2 separate regions of the Homo sapiens genome follow, and region 1 is linked to region 2. A link is a contact called in ENCODE Hi-C data. All regions are on one chromosome and are shown on one strand. Each heading gives the region's core, a stretch centred on a gene start or an enhancer-like site at or near the end of the contact. The rest is flanking DNA. Distances are from core to core; before and after follow the strand shown.

What was found. A loop is a pair of places that touch in the nucleus more often than their neighbours do. Pooled maps may share reads with other maps.
Region 1: a map of CD8-positive, alpha-beta T cell shows a loop between it and region 2 (12-fold over the local background). The contact joins the promoter of GPD1L here to the promoter of AZI2 in region 2. A Hi-C loop is called at or near these places in 3 of 168 maps with a recorded cell type or tissue (CD8-positive, alpha-beta T cell and gastrocnemius medialis) and 20 of 50 pooled maps.

What each region holds. Positions count from the first base shown.
Region 1 is chr3:32,105,368-32,108,067 of GRCh38, reverse strand. GPD1L (glycerol-3-phosphate dehydrogenase 1 like) reads right to left here and starts at 1,448. Exons shown (of 8, transcript NM_015141.4): 1 at 1,310-1,448. The coding sequence starts at 1,356. RefSeq lists silencers at 1,046-1,185, 1,306-1,715.
Region 2 is chr3:28,347,488-28,350,187 of GRCh38, reverse strand. AZI2 (5-azacytidine induced 2) reads left to right here and starts at 1,364. Exons shown (of 8, transcript NM_022461.5): 1 at 1,364-1,587. It overlaps ZCWPW2 (zinc finger CW-type and PWWP domain containing 2), which reads right to left and starts at 1,467. Exons shown (of 10, transcript NM_001040432.4): 1 at 985-1,467. RefSeq lists enhancers at 758-837, 876-1,170, 270-1,250, 1,438-1,497.

The DNA of each region.
Region 1 (2,700 bases), core at 199-2,698, 3.8 Mb before region 2:
TTTTAAAAATTAGTTTTTAGGCAGGGAGCGGTGGCTCACACCTGTAATCCCAGCTACTCAAGTGGATGAGGCACAAGAATCGCTTGAATCCAGGAGGTGGAGGTTGCAGTGAGCCAAGATCGCACCACTGCAACAGAGTCTTAGTATTGACTTAGCATATGCCAGGCACTAGGGTAGATGCCATTCTCAAAAGTTGGGAGACAGATAATCAAATAACTCCTTATAATGCAGTGATGCAGGCCAGCAATAGGGACACAGAGAGAGGCCACTGGCCTTGCTGGGATGGAAAAGTGAAGAACCAGGTAAGGTTTCCTTCAATAAGTACTTTCTGGGCCAAGTCTTGAAAGAGTAAAACTAAGACCAACTACCTAGGACCAGCTGCTGCAGCACTTCTGATGCCTGTCACGCCACAGAAAAACCGGTAAACAGAAGCACTGAAAGGACATCATCACTCTTAACTATTGTACACCAGTCCCTCCAATGTGGCAGAGTGTACAGCAATGAAAAAAGGCTTGGAAACACCAGATGCTACACTTTGCTTCCTTCCCCCTTCACACCCCCACCTCTACATTCACCCAAACACACCAGAGAATCCCACAGTGTACGTTTGATTAAGGGTACTAGAAGAACTGACATTTCTAATGTGCTCTATAAAATGTTAAAGTCAAATAAGGCCCCAAAGAGACGCAAAGCTTCGCAAACATCTCGGCAAGGGAGAATTCTCAACGCCTCAGGGAGAGCGGCCTGTTGAAACTTGGATTTTCTTCCTGATACGACGCGCCTAAGATAGTGGACCTATCAGAAGCGGGGGCGAGACGGGCACCTTGAAGGGCAGAGCATGCCCCGCCCGTGACCTGGGCAGCAAGAGCCCTTTAGCCCTCTCCGCCTCGGTTTCCTCAACACCGAAACTGCAGTAAGAATGCTCGAGCCTCCACCAAGTCCTTGACCCAGGAGATCCGCCGTGGAGAACGGAATACGCCCTTAGGATATTGTGCAAAACACCCAGGCGTGGCAAGCAGGTGGCTTCTGTGCGCTCAGTAACGGGGGCGCAGACAGGTGCCCGCGTGCTCGGGGTGCCCTCTCTCCGCGCTGTCCCCCGCACGCACGCGAGCCCAGCGCCTCCCGAGCGAGTGCCCCGGTGCGGCCTCCTCGGGCGCACGGTGCCCAGCCCAGCAACGAGGTCGCCCACCCCGCCTCCCTGCGCGCAGTGCCCGGTGCCCACGCCGCAGCATGGGGCGCGCAGCCCTCACCGCCCGGGAGAGGCGCTTCCTGGAAGCGGAGCCCCGGCCTCCAGCCCGCCGCCGCTCACCAGTTCCCCGAGCCCACGATGCACACTTTCAGGGGCGCCGCTGCCATGGCCGGGCCGAATGTAGCCGCCTGGACCGTGCTTCCCTGGCCGGCTGCCCACCTCCGCCTGTTCAGCCTTGCCCGCAGCGGCTGGCGGCGGCCCCGCCCCTTTCGCCTCTCCGCCAATGGTCGCGGCCACCCCCGCCCGGCGCCGGGGGCCGCAGCTGACAGCGGGGCAGGACCCGCTTCGCCACTCCCAAGAACCACTGCGCACGCCTGGCCCCGGCCGGCCTCCAGGCCCGGCTCCGGCACCGCCCCGCCCTGCCCGAGGCACGTCGGGACATGTAGTCCTCACCCCCCGTCGCTGCGCGGCCCTAGGCAGCAGCTCCCGCCGCGCCACATGCAGGCCCAGGCCACTGAGCAGCGACTCGCGCCCCTGGTTCCCGGTGGAGGCTGCACTCCATCCTCATGGGTGGAGCAGACCCAACCAGCTTGCCGTGGTGCCCCCTACACGCTCCTTTTTCCCTACTCGGGAAGGGCTGCCACATTGCCATTTGGAGCCGAGAGAGGCTCCTAGGTTGACTCTCAAGCCGACCAGACTTGGGGCAGAGCTCGAAATGCCCACCCGACCTTGTCATCCTCTGTTTCATTTGCACAAACAAGACACAGCCTGGCACCTCTGAACTTCTTAGAGAACTTGGATCTTCAGAGGACTTTGGAATTTGGCTGAACAGTACCTGCATTTCAAGGATGACACCTTTTCTAGTTAGAGTCAAGATAGAAACTTGACCTGGTGCAGTGGCTCACACCTGTAATCCCAGCACTTTTGGAGGCCGAGTCAGGAAGATCACTTGAGCCCAGGAGTTCGAGACCAGCCTGAGCAACATAATTAGGACCCCCCACCCCTCTGTACAAAAATTTAAAAAATTAGCCAAGCATGGTGGCACGCACCTATAGTCCTAGCTACTCAGGAGGCTGAGGCGGGAGAATTGCATGTGCCCAGGAGGTCGAGGCTTCAGTGAGCCAGGATAGGGCCACTGCACTCCAGACTGAAGGACAGTGAGACCCTGTCTCAACAAAAAATAAATACATAAAAATAAAGGGAAAAAGGTAACAACAGCTTGCATTCAGTGGGTGTCACCCTCACACGCTTACTTGGCAGGAATTGCTTTACCATTGTCTTTGCCCAGGGCCTGACTTATCCCTTGCTTGTGGTTTGTTTGCATTTGTGAGTAACACAATGCTCTCCTCCTTGACAAATAGAATCTTAGTTTGTTCATTCTGAGCATCAGTCTCTGCCAGGCACTGTGCTAGACGCTGTCAGAGTAGGACAAAGTCCTTTAAACCAGTGGTTCTCAAACTCTGCTGCATATTAGTCACTGGGGCTTTTAAAAATCCCCATGCCCAGACACC
Region 2 (2,700 bases), core at 115-2,614:
TGGTTGTTTTAAATTGAAAATTCTCAAAATGCATCATGGAAGCAATAAAAAAATTTAAGGACTGATACTTGCTCAAAATATTAAAAACACTGCTCTCTTCCATTCTCCAGCCCAGTAAATTGAAGCAAATCGTTTCCTTTCTCAACGATAACATTAACACAGATTTCTAAGTATTTTTAGAAATGTCATAAAACTTCAACTTGTGGTCTTTGTTCCTAACAGCTATAAATTTTCACTTAAATCTAAACCAAAAAAGACAATAAAAAAACCAACAACAATAAAAACGAATTTTCATATAAACCCTTGAGTGAAATCCATCCTATTGGGCTGACAGTTGGGCTGATAGTTAAGCGGACAGATGACAAAATACTACTTTAAGGGGGTGGTGAGTAATGTCCGTATTGCTAATCGGCGGTTAGTGACGTTAAATTTTCTATAATTATTGTTCCTTGTTTATTTGTTTATTTAACCAATAATACCTTAGAGTTACAGGGGTTCCACCTGGCTGCGACCTTCAATGACTAATTAATTCAACTACTTGTGACTCCACAGCTAGGGACGGTCTATCATCTAGAAATAACCAAGGTGGTGGCAACTCCAGGGAAGCCGGGCGCAACTCCAGTACTCTGGCATCTTCTCCCTGTCTCTCATTCCATAAATTGAGCAGTGTGCTAGAAGTCGTGGTGTCGTTTGTGAATAATTACAGACCCCTACGCAATTCGTCGAGCTTGTGCCTCAAGTGATCGCCTGAGGGCTTGCAAGTAGTTTAGAAAACAGAGGCTACAGAGGAACGGCTTCTAACAGACTTCCCAGTTCCCAGCCACGTCAGCTCGTAAGCCTGTAACAGCGCTACTGAGCCGAGCCAGCACGCACCACACGGCCCGGGGACCCCCCAAAAGGACACTGAGTGAAAAAGACGCACCAGAGGGCGCCCCTGAAGGGGGACCTCGGCCCAACAGACAAGACGGCTGGTAACGCTCTTACCTAACTCCACTCCGCCTCCGCCTCCTGGCGTCCCGCGGCCCCGCCCCGTCCCGCCGCGGAGGCTCACGGGACATGTAGTACGCCGCGCGCCACTCCTGCACTTCCCCACCCCCACGACCGAACCTGGCTTCGCTAACGCCCTCCCAGCTCCCTCGGGCCTGACTTCCGGTTTCCTCGCGCGTCCCTGGCGCCGAGCCCGCGGACAGCGGCAGCCCCTTTTCCGGCTGAGAGCTCATCCACACTTCCAATCACTTTCCGGAGTGCTTCCCCTCCCTCCGGCCCGTGCTGGTCCCGACGGCGGGCCTGGGTCTCGCGCGCGTATTGCTGGGTAACGGGCCTTCTCTCGCGTCGGCCCGGCCCCTCCTGCCTCGGCTCGTCCCTCCTTCCAGAACGTCCCGGGCTCCTGCCGAGTCAGAAGAAATGGGACTCCCTCCGCGACGTGCCCGGAGCAGCTCCCTTCGCTGTGGAAGCGGCGGTGTCTTCGAAGAAACCGGAAGCCCGTGGTGACCCCTGGCGACCCGGTTTGTTTTCGGTCCGTTTCCAAACACTAAGGAATCGAAACTCGGCGGCCTTGGGGGCGGCCCTACGTAGCCTGGCTTCTGGGTGAGTGACTCGCCAGGGACGGGTGGAGGATAGGGATGCGGGCAATGCCGCGGCCAACCTCCGTAGCTGTTGCCGGTCCAAAAAGACACGTCATTTTTTTCTCACTCCCTCCCGCGCCCCCTCCTTTGACTAGGGAGCGGCCCACTCCTGGGCATCCCTTTCCCCAGTCACCCCCACACCCAGCTGTCCACACCCTTTCCCCTGTCACCCTCACCCCCAGCTGTCCAGGCCCTTCTTGGTCATTCACTTCTCTAATTACTCCTTTTCTTTTCGTACTCTTACTGGGGCGCCTTCAGTTTTTTTTCATTCATTGAGACTGCTAAATGCTTCTTTCCGATACAAATTATCGGAAAGAAAAGAGGGACATTGGCTAGGACGGTACTCCCTGGGGCATCTGAGTGGTGAATATCGACCCCCTGCACTTGATCGAGGGCTAACAGGTATTCGTCGTTTCTCCAATGTCTAACCTGTATACGGTATTCATTCCAGCCTTCGGCTGTTTGTTGAGTAACTACTACTACGTGCAAGGTAGGCTGACACCCTCTACACAAAAGAAACCCCAATACTCGAAAGCGAGATAAAATACCCACGAAAACTCTAGTACAAATCAAACCATCAGTTGCTCCAAGAGGTGATGGAAATTTGCTAAGGTGATCAAAGACAGACGTACCAGAATTAAAATTGACCCTTGCGCCTTATGTGTAGAAGACATTTTGGTTTTTAGATTGGAATTTCAAATTGGATTGAGCAAGATCTCAAGGCAGAATTTCATTTCTCTAAAAACGCCATATCTCATTGCCCAATCTTGTGATCATTTCATCATCTGTAAATTGAGAACAGTGCATCCTTTACAGGATATTTCCAAATTTTAATGTGATATTGTTTGTAAGCCAGACATCTTACGCAAGTAGAAGGTTTTAATATTAAAGAGACAGCATAACATAATGGGAAATGACACTGGATTAGGTCAGAACACCAGTATCTGAATGCTGATTTTTCCATTTACTTGACAATGGGTAAGAGGCTAAACTTTTTCTTCATTTTCCTTATCTCTGAAATGGGTGTAATACATACTCTAAGGCACCAAAGCATAGTTTCTAAGAGTTATGCTGG